2 separate regions of the Homo sapiens genome follow, and region 1 is linked to region 2. Evidence: chromatin loops called from intact Hi-C (ENCODE). Cell type or tissue: endothelial cell of umbilical vein. All regions are shown on one strand. Each heading gives the region's core, and the rest is flanking DNA. Links, peaks and the distances in the headings are about the cores only.

Region 1 (5,395 bases), core at 342-5,341, 120 kb before region 2:
TTTGTGTAGCACATTTGGCTCCCTCGTTTTAAGCTTTTCATCTTTTCTGATGTATGCAGTTGGGTCTAAACCTTTCCCTGTCATTACTGCTTTGGCTGTGTATCACAACTGTTGATACGAAATGTTTTCATTGTCATTCATTTCAAAATATGATTTAATTTCTATTATGGCTTTCTCTTTGTTCCATAAGTTATTATAAATATATTTTAATCTTTCTAAGTAGCAAGGAATTCGTTTTCTTTTAGCTTTTTATTTCTGTTATTTCATTTCATCTCAAACCATATGGATAGTCCATATGATATTGATTGGTATTTGTTAAGATTTTCTTTGTGGATTAAAATTATTTTTTTTAATTATACCTTAAGTTCTGGGATACATGTGCAGAACGTGCAGGTTGCTGACATAGGTATACACGTGCCATGGTGGTTTGCTGCACCCATCAACCTGTCATCTACATTAGGTATTTCTCCTAATGCTATCCCTCCCCTAGTCCCCCACCCCCTGACAGGCCCCGGTGTGTGATGTTCCCCTTCCTGTGTCCATGTGTTCTCATTGTTCAGCTCCCACTTATGAGTGAGAGCATGCGGTGTTTGGTTTTCTGTTCTTGTGTTAGTTTGCTGAGAATGATGGTTTCCAGCTTCATCCATGTCTGTGCAAAGGACATGAACGCATCCTTTTTTATGGCTGCATAATATTCCATGGTGTTTATGTGCCACAAAAAATGTGGTTAATTTTTTAATAAAGCCCCATTGGTGCTTTAAAAAAAATTTTATTATCTAATTGCTACGTGTGAGATTCTATATGTCCATTAAATAAAGCTTGCTAATTTTGATATACAAATATTTTATAGTCTTTATATATATTACTGATTGATTCATTAGTTTCTGAGCAAGAGATATTAAAATCTTCCACCATGATCATATATTTATGATTTTTCTCTTTATAATTCTAATATTTTTGGTTTTACATGTTTTGATGTTATGTGTTAGGTGCTTATAAATTCCCACTAATATCTCTTTAGTATACATTTTAGCATTATCATATAACTAAAAATGCTCTTTTGTCTAAATTCTGTTTTGCTTAATATTGATATTAATATACCCATGGCACATTAATCCTGATTTGTTTTCTTCCATTCCTTTATCTTAAACGTCTCAAGGTCTTTACATTTTAATCATCTCTCTTATAAACAACATATGGCTACATGTTTTATATGCAATATAAGACCATTGATTTTAACTGACAATTAAGGACATTTACATTTATTGTGATGACAGATATATTTCAATATATTTGTACCATTTTCTTTTTGCATTTCTTTCTAGATTCTCTCTTTGCTTCAGTTTACCTCCCTCCTTTCTTGCATTCTATTTACTAATCTGCTCATCTTTGTTACATTTTCCTCCATTAGCATATAAATAATACATTTCATCCATTTCTGTTTTCCTTTTTTTCACATTTTATTTCTAATGTTTTAGTCATCAATTTTGAGATTTTAAAGAAGTGACTTAAACTCTAAACTTATCAGTGCCTCTACTCCCCTTTTGCACAATAAAGTTCTTAGATCACTTTTTACAGAGATCATCCTCTTCCCTTCTTAGATGTCTAGTATTTTAATTCCATTTCATTTTATGCCCATCTAAAGTTAAGCTACAGTTATTGTTTTATGTAGCTCATGCTTAAATTACCCACGTATTTATCAGCTTCTTTTTCACCATTGCTTGTTACATCTCAGTCCTTCCTCTGAGTGTAATTTTTATTTTTATATAGTAGTTCCATTAACATTATAGCAAAATCTATAATCTGGTGACCTCTCAGTCTTTCTTTATCTGAATGTATGTTCATTTTTACATTATAATCAGTCAGTTACAGATTGCTAGGTTTGCAATTACTTTCTTCCATTGCCTGAAGTAATGATTTCATTGTCTTTTGGCTTCTTTTACTGCTTTTGAGAAACTTACACCCATGTAATGGTATATTACTTCTTGTTAGGTGAACTTCTCCCTCCCTTGGTAGCTCTTAGGATTGTTCCCCAAATGGAGATATACCTAATGTTAAATGACGAGTTACTGGGTGCAGCACACCAACATGGCACATGTATACATATGTAACTAACCTGCACATTGTGCACATGTACCCTAAAACTTAAAGTATAATAAAAAAAAAAAGAAAGGATTGTTCCCCTGTTGTTGGTCTGCGGTTTCACTATTATATGTCTATGAGTAGTTTCAGGAAGCTGTGAGTCATCTGGACTGGAGGCAAATTCTTTCAGGATGATTTCATGTTTGCCAATGTCCAGGGATAAAGGCAGTTTATTTCCAATTTTATGCCAATTTCTTGGCTTGAGGTTTCCTGCATCACACAGGTGGAGTGTAGTTTCATATCCACATGTGGCACAGACCTAGAGCTTTGAATTTTTAGAAGAGATATTTTCACGGTTTTTTCCTACCCAGAGACATGAAAACACAAAATTTCTCACTTGTCGTATCCCTGGATTGTTAGGAATCTTAATTTGTCATTTCTTTTATTCCCCCATACCTCATCATTTAGCCAAAGATGCAGACCTTCAAGGTTCCTGTCTTTAAGCCAGGATTTTACTTCAAATTATTTTCCTCCATAAGCCAAAGGCCTAATCTGTTCTCAGATGGATGTCAAAAGCTCCAATTCTTATATTACTGATACCCACAACCCCTTATCATTCTTATCCCTGTAGTAGTTACAGCATTAATATTAACTCACATACTTCTTACTTAGCAGTTTTTTCTTAATTTCGGACACCAGAAATTACGATCTCAACTAAGTACATGAAAGAATTCTTTTTTATATCTAGTTCAGCACTAACTAGGTGTTCATTGCAAGGGTATTTTCAATTCTCTTTATCTGCTGCTTTGCTGCAGAAGACTAATTGTCTATTTTGGGTATCTGTCTTTCAAAGTAGACTCACGCTTCTCCAGGCTAAAACTCGAGTTAAGACTTCATGGAGTGTGGTAGTAGCAGCATTCTAGGCAATAAAAGAGAATGTTCAAAAGCTTGGAATTAAACATCCTATGCTGTTTTCTGGGAACAGTCCAGTGTAGTTTATCTTTTGGTTATGTGAGGGTGCGTAAAGGAAGCTATGACAAGTGCCAATGGTGATGGTCATTTCATGTCATCATAAAGAATTTAGTTTTATTTTCCAACAAAATTGAAGCCATTGGAGAGTTTAAACAGTGGAATGTCATAATCAGATTTGTGTTCCAGGCCAATGGCTCCAATTGCTCAGGCTGATATGAGTATAAGTAAAAGTGGATGTGGGAAACCAATGAGACAACCACAAGAGTTCAGGAAAGAGTGCATTTTAATCAGGCTATTTTCAGGAACACAATTTCATCTCTAGGTTTCTGGAGACCAGAGAAGACACTTTACAGACGCATACACACATTTGTACACACATACCCTGCTGCCATCACACCAAACTTTAAATAAACTTGGTATGTTTCTGCAGTCAATAAGTGATTAATTATTGCTTAATTGACTCAGCAAGCCAGCTACTATTCCATAGCCTCACCTGAGCTACAACATCAAGCTGTATGAATCATATTTATCTTTCCAATGTCATGAAAATAAAATGAAGTTTAAAATAAATAAAAGAAAATGAAATTCGTGACCCTACCTAAGCCAGAAAAGCAGCTGTATGCTTATCTGTGGGAATGACGATTGTTTCATTCTGGAGATGTCAGCTCAGCTGTGTAGCTTTTCTGGCACATTATATCACTAAACCAATTGCTTGTATGGTCAGTTAGCCCCTTCTATCAGTGACTTGACAAGGGTTCCAGCATTCTCCCTCCCATCAGTTTACTACAAGAACTAAAACAAAACAAAACAAAAACAAAACAAAACAAAAACCAAAGCAAAAACATCCTTCTTTACATGAAAACTCATTGTCTTCCCAAAGTTACCCACAATGAATGATTTCTGTAGGAGAGAGGCTCACTGTCAAGATCAGTCTGTTTTCTGAAACTCACTCCCATCTATCCTCTAGTAAATACTTTTCAGCATACACTCAGGCTTACCTGTCTCAACCAATACCCTAGGTTGTCTGATGGCACAGAGATCTAGTGGTGTCTCACTCTTTTAAATTCTTCAAACAGCCACTGAAGACAAGTGGAGTCTACACTGTTTGGTTCACAAATCAAGAAAAGACATGTAAATATACCCAGGTGGACACGACATGACATTTTCTTTCAAATATTCTGCACTCGTGGCCTGCCAAACATTTCAAGAGTATTTCTCTCCCTTATTTGGACAAGGTTCTTCTGCATAAATGAGCTGTGCTAAGAAGCTAATCCATAGAAATAAGAGATTGATAAGGGATTAAGAATGAATAAGCAGGCTACTCATGACACTATCCATATGCTGTTTATTTAACTAAGAATAGTCTGATTTTTTAAATTTTTAATTCTGTTGAGAAGAAAGATACTCTTTCCTTTTATCATCCTTATTTATACCACTCATGATTTCTAAGGTTCATAAATAATTCATCTTTTTTTGATTGAGAATGATGACCTTATTGCTTTTAGATACGGATACTGTGTTAGGAACAGGAAGGTCTTCTTAAGAATACTGCACCAGTCGTGCTGAGCTGTGATTTTCCTGGAAGAAAGAACATGGCACACTCAGCTGGTAATGGCGATTGTGGAGAAAAGTCCAGTACCTGTGGGTCAATCTGTGGCAGTCTCTGTTTTCAGTGGGAGCTGTGGCAATTGAAGTTGCAAATAAGATTGTGTTAAATTTTATAGAATAAGACATTGTTAATGCAATATTTAAATTAACTAATAAACCATAGATTTTATATGCCACATTCAAATGGTGTAATACAGTGCATTTGATAAATTTTCATTATTGCAAAAAAAATGACAGCATATTTATATTTCATAATTTATTTCTCCATGACATATGGGAATTCACAAACGCTAAAAGTAATATATAGTACAGTCATTTAAAGATGGTATCATGCTTCTGACATGTTATATAGAAATTTAAAGAAATTTACATTTAATTTAAACAAGTATGAATTGCTTATTTTTTATTTTTATTTTTTAAATTATGCTTTAAGTTCTGGGATACATGTGCAGAACATGCAGGTTTGTTACATACGTATACACCTGCCATGGTGGTTTGCTGCACCCATCAACCCGTCATCTACATTAGGTATTTCTCCTAATGCTATCCCTCTCCTAGCTCCCAACCCCCAATAGGCCCTGGTGTGTGATGTTCCCCTCCCTTGTCCATATGTTCTCATTGTTCAACTCCCACTTATGAGTGAGAACATGCAGTGGTTGGTTTTGTTCCTGTGTTAGTTTGCTGCAAGTGATGGTTTCCAGCTTCATCCATGTCCCTGCAAAGGACATGAATT
Region 2 (5,395 bases), core at 331-5,330:
TTCCATCTTGATTTCGTTTTTGACCCAGTGCTTATTCATGAGCAGGTTATTTAATTTCCATGTATTTGCATGGATTTGAAGGTTCCTTTTGGAGTTCATTCCAGTTTTATTCCACTGTGGTCTGAAAGAGTGCTTGATATAATTTCAATTTTCTTAAATTTATTGAGGCTCATACAATTGAGGCTCATATCTCCAAGATATGGTCTATGTTGGAGAAAGTTCCATGGGCTGTTGAATAGAATGTGTATTCTGTGGTTGTTGGATTAAATGTTCTTTATATATCTGTTAAGTCCATTTGTTCCAAGGTATAGTTTAAGTCCATTGTTTCTTTGTTGACTTTCTGTCTTGATGACCTGTCTAGTGCTGTCAGTGGTGTATTGAAGTCCCCCACTCATTTTTAATGGGCAAAAAATTTGGACAAATACTTTAACAAATATTATATACAAATGGCAGTTAAACACAAGAAAAGATGCCAAACATCATTAGTCATTAGGGAAAAAAATTAAAACTACAATGAGATATCACTACACTCATGTGAGAATAATTACAAAATAAGAAAAAACATGAAGACACTAAGTGCTTACAAAGATATGCAGCATCTAGAACTCCTACACTTCTGGTGGGGATGTGAAACCCTCCCTAATGAAGCCAACATCACCCTAATACCAAAATCAAGGAAGGATATAACTAAAAAAGAAAACTACAGACCAATATCCTTGATGGACATGGATGCTAAAATCCTTAACAAAATACTGGCTAAGCAAAATCAACAACATATCCAAAAGATAATCCAACATAATCAAGTGGGTTTCATACCAGGGAAATAGTATCAAACACTTTTTTAAAAGCACTTTGTCAGTTTCTTAAATAGTTAGACCTGCGCTTACCATATGACTTAAGAACCCCACTCCAAGGTATTTATCCGAATAAAATGAAAACCTGTAGTCACACAAAGGCTGCATGCACAATTTTATATTGGCTTTATTCCTAACCACCAAAAACTAAAAAGAAACCAAATGTCCTTCATCTGGTGAATGGGTAAACAGATGTGGTACACCCCTTACGATCGAATATTACTTGGTAATAAAAAGGAAGGAACTAAGGATATATCAAAAAATAACAATGAGTCTCAAAATAATTACACTAAGTGAGGAAAGCCAGAAAAGAAGCATACAAAGTGTATGATTTGCTTTCTTGGCAGGCATTCTAGAAAAGGCAAATTATAAGAGATGATATCAGCTCAGTATGTTACCTGAAGCTAGGGTTGGTGATTGGGAATATAGAAAAAAGGCATGAAGAATCCTTATGGAATAATGGAAATGCTTTAAAATAGAATTTTGGTGATTGCTGTACAACTCTGGAATTTACTGAAAAATATTGTGTACTTACCATGGGTTAATTTTATGGCACACAAATAAATCTCAATACATTCGATTTTAAAAATAAAACATAAAAGGAGATATTTGTGTGCTCTCTCTCATATGTGTGTGATATATATCACACATAAATGTATGAATACAAACAACTTCATAGCCAGACTCTTCCTATAAATCACTAAAAAAAAAAAAAAAGACAAAATCCAATAGAAAACAGGCAAAAAAGTTGAACAGATAGCTCAAAAAGGAAGATACCTATATGGTCAATGAAGGACATGAACAAATGAAAAAATAAGCACATGAAAAAATGCTCAACATGATTAGTCATAAGAGAAATAGAAACAAAATCACAATGAAATACCACTATACATATACCAGAATGGCTCAAGTTAAAACAAATGACCGTACAGTGTGTTGAGAATGATGTAGAGCAACGGAAACCCTCATGCGCTGCTAGTATGAATGCAAATTGATGCAACCATATTGGAAAACTCTTTGGCAGTATTTGCCATATTAAATGTACTCATATCCTATGGTGCAGCAATTTCGCTCCAACATATATACTTAACATACATGTATACATATGTTTACTTCTAAGAAATGTTGATATTAGTGCTATTTGTAGTGGCATAAACGAGAAACAATCCAAACATTCATGAATAATAAAATGGCTGAATAAATTGTGGCATATTGATAAACAGCAAACTACACAACAGTGAAAATTAACGAACTACTGTTACAGGCAAAAACATGGCTGAATCTTCCAAACGTAAATTTAATGAAAAGAAATCAAATACTAAAAAGAACATACTGTATAACTCCATTTATGTCAAATTCAAAACCATTTAAAACTAATCAAAAAGAGAAGATAACTTCAGGATAGAAGGCGATAGTGCCTGGCATGGGGCGGCAGCAGGGGAACGTCTCAGGGTATAGTTAGTATTTTTTTTTTAATCCGAGTAGTAGTTGTAGAATAATTTTACTGTGGGATAAGCCATCAAGCTGCACAATTACGATAAGTGTTCTTTTTTGTATGCATATCATTTTTTCAGTTAACCAATTTTACTTAAAACGAACATTAGTTTAACAATTAAAACTATTATTTCCATCATTTCTCTTCCCAAGTAGCCCAATTTAGTCATAAATATTTTTAGTAATTAGCCACAAGTGTTCTAAGCATTTTTCGAGTGCTTAAGGCAGTAATTTACGTGGACTTTTGTAACATCAAAACACAAGATTTTCACAAGTTATTCCAACTCATTTTACTCGCGTAAATTCACCTTTTCCATTTTAAGAGAAACTTTATTTCAGCAAAGCAAGCTTCTAAGTCATCAATAGCCTGACTCTGACTCTTCCACTTGACATTTTATAATAGCAACATTAAGTACTGTGACTAATCATGAAGAAATTCTTAGAATTGGCAGCAATAGTGCTTGGGCTGGAGTGCAGTTTACAATCTTGGAATCCTTTCTCGGATGTCTTCCATTTCCCTTCTGCTATCTCTGGCACAAATTTCCTCTGATAAATGGAACCAAGAAGCTCAAACAATAGCATGCTTTACTCTCAGATCAAATTGAAAGTCTGTTTGATTTCCCAACCATGGTCACTCAGAAAACCGGCCTCTGGCTGACCTTTGCACGCGTATCTTGCTAGATGCAGAGATGACATTCTGCTTTTCTATCTCCTCCCTTTATCCACGTAACTGGAAACAGCCATGAAGGTAATCTATCTTACATGGACTCAGCAAGGTAGAAACATATGGGAGCTCCTGGGGTATTTCTTTTTGTGCTTTTGCTGACATCTGTCGTCACCTTCCCTCTTCCCAAGGAAAGGTACAAGCCCATAAAAATAAATATGCACATATTTTTGGTGGTATCTGCACAATTTTTGTGTATTCAATTAGGATACACTGTGTTTAGGATTTCAGCATGATACAGCAGAAAATGCTTGAGAACTTCACTTTGATTTTTAAAACACTGTTGAGTAAACATGTGACTGAATAAAAGTAGCTCTAGTCAACTACAATACGTAAAATGTCTCAAAGTCTTTTCCTCAGACTTCAACATTTGAAAATGGGAAATTTAAGTGATTTGTTGGGATTACAGAAGTTGCATGGTTAATGACAATGGCAGTTTGGGGAGCATGACTCGTAAGTTCTAAAATGCTTTGTTTATTATTAACTTTTTTAAAAATTTCTGATGTTATGTAATCTTTCCTTTAAGTGTTCATCTAATGCTTATGTATATTGGGCCTTGTCCTAGGTGCTGAGGCATGGTTCTATGCACTGGAAACATAGCAATAAATGATACGGACGATAATCTCTGACAGTATGGAGATTATCTTCTGCTGCATGTATGGACAACCAAATGCAGGCAATAAGAAATGAGTAAATAGTAAACATTAAAAGATTGGTATGTCAGATCAGAGATAAGTACTATGAAGAGAAAATAGGGCAAGAATGTTAGGGAATGCCAAGGGGCCTATTTCAAATAATGGGATCGTGAAAATCATTACTGAAAAAGTGACTTCTGCACAAGACTTGATGGAATCGAAGGAGAAAGCCATGGAGCTCTCTCAGTAGGAAGCTGTCTAGTGGGAGAGCTTTCGAGTCCAGTGAGAAGTGAGCGCAGAAGTCCTTAAGTGGAGCTCATGTGGCCTATTTGAGGAAAATCAAGGAAGCCAGTGAGGTTAGAAGAAAGGTGAATTCACTTCTAGGGCTGCTATAACAAAGTACTCCAAACTGTGTGGCTCGAAGCAACGAAAGTTTACCCTTTCAAGGGTCTGAAGTCCAGAAATCCCAAATCAATTTGTTGGCAGGGCCATGCTCCCTGCAGAAGCTTTAGGGGAGAATCTGTACTTTGCTTCTTCTAGCTTTTGGTAACTGGCGGCTTTCCTTGCCTTGTCTTCTGCCTTCATCTTCACACCCCCACCTTTCCTTCATATGTCTCTCTCTGCGTCTACCTAATCACAGGAAGTCTGTGATGATATTGGGCCCACATGAATAATCCAGAAGCGCCTCATCTCAAGATCCTTAACTTAATCAAATCCTTTGCCATATGAGGTGCCATTCACAGGTGTTAGGAATTTCACATGGATATCTTTAGGAGGGTCATGTTTTGGCCCACCACAAAAGGGAAAATGTAGGCTGGGCACGGTGGCTCTAGCCTGTAATCCCAGCACTTTGGGAGGCCGAGGCGGGCGGGTCATGAGGTCAGGAGATCGAGACCATCCTGGCTAATACGGTGAAACCCCGTCTCTACTAAAAATACAAAAAAAGCCAGGTGTGGTGGCGGGCGCCTGTAGTCCTAGCTACTCGGGAGGCCGAGGCAGGAGAATGGCGTGAACCCGGGAGGTAGAGCTTGCAGTGAGCTGAGATCGCGCCACTGCACTCCAGCCTGGGCGAGAGAGCAAGATTCTGACTCAAAAAAAAAAAAAAAAAAAAAAAAAAAGGGTGGGGAAAGTAAAAGAGGAGGAGAGGTCAGAGATTCAGTCAGCTGGCAGTTCATGTATGGACCATAGGCTACCACATGGCCCTAGGTTATTTTTCTGAATAAAATGGGAAGTTTGGTGACACTCTCCAACTTACTCTACATTTCATACTGCTTAAGTAAACCCATTCAATGGAATATCTGTAGAGTTGTGATAAAGGAAATTTTGATTCTTTCTTGGTTTTTTAAAGGCTCTCACTGATGCATTTTTTTCTATTTTATTTTATCTTATTTTAAGTTCTGGAATACATGTGCTGAACGTGCAGGTTTGTTACATAGGTATATATGTGCCATGGTGATTTGCTGCACCCATCAACCCATCATCTAGGTTTTAAGCGCTGCATGCATTAGGTATTTGTCCTAATGCTCTCCCTCCCCTTGCCCCCAAGCCCGCAACAGGCCCCAAAGTGTGTCCATCCTTCACACTGCAGCCTTAGTGATGTTTTAAAAATGAGAGACAACCCTGGCTATGGCTACTGAGCATGCCCAGCTCTTAAAAGTTTCCAAGGAAAACTCAGGGACACAGCAATT

The links. Peaks named below come from ENCODE experiments on the same cell type or tissue, not always from the same donor. Only the 100,000 strongest peaks of a DNase experiment are listed, where the experiment ranks them.
Region 1: it touches region 2 in a loop (5-fold over the local background); 1 of 110 quality-filtered maps calls a loop at or near these places.

The regions. Positions count from the first base shown.
Region 1 is chrX:141,218,551-141,223,945 of GRCh38, forward strand. No RefSeq gene overlaps it. Among named protein-coding and RNA genes, the nearest start is that of SPANXC, 21 kb to the right of the region's middle. In endothelial cell of umbilical vein, for the core only: no CTCF peak of the experiment used is centred there; DNase peaks (open chromatin) are centred at 1,991 and 2,271; H3K27ac peaks cover 1,644 bases.
Region 2 is chrX:141,338,640-141,344,034 of GRCh38, forward strand. No RefSeq gene overlaps it. Among named protein-coding and RNA genes, the nearest start is that of SPANXC, 99 kb to the left of the region's middle. In endothelial cell of umbilical vein, for the core only: no CTCF peak of the experiment used is centred there; a DNase peak (open chromatin) is centred at 2,842; H3K27ac peaks cover 1,585 bases.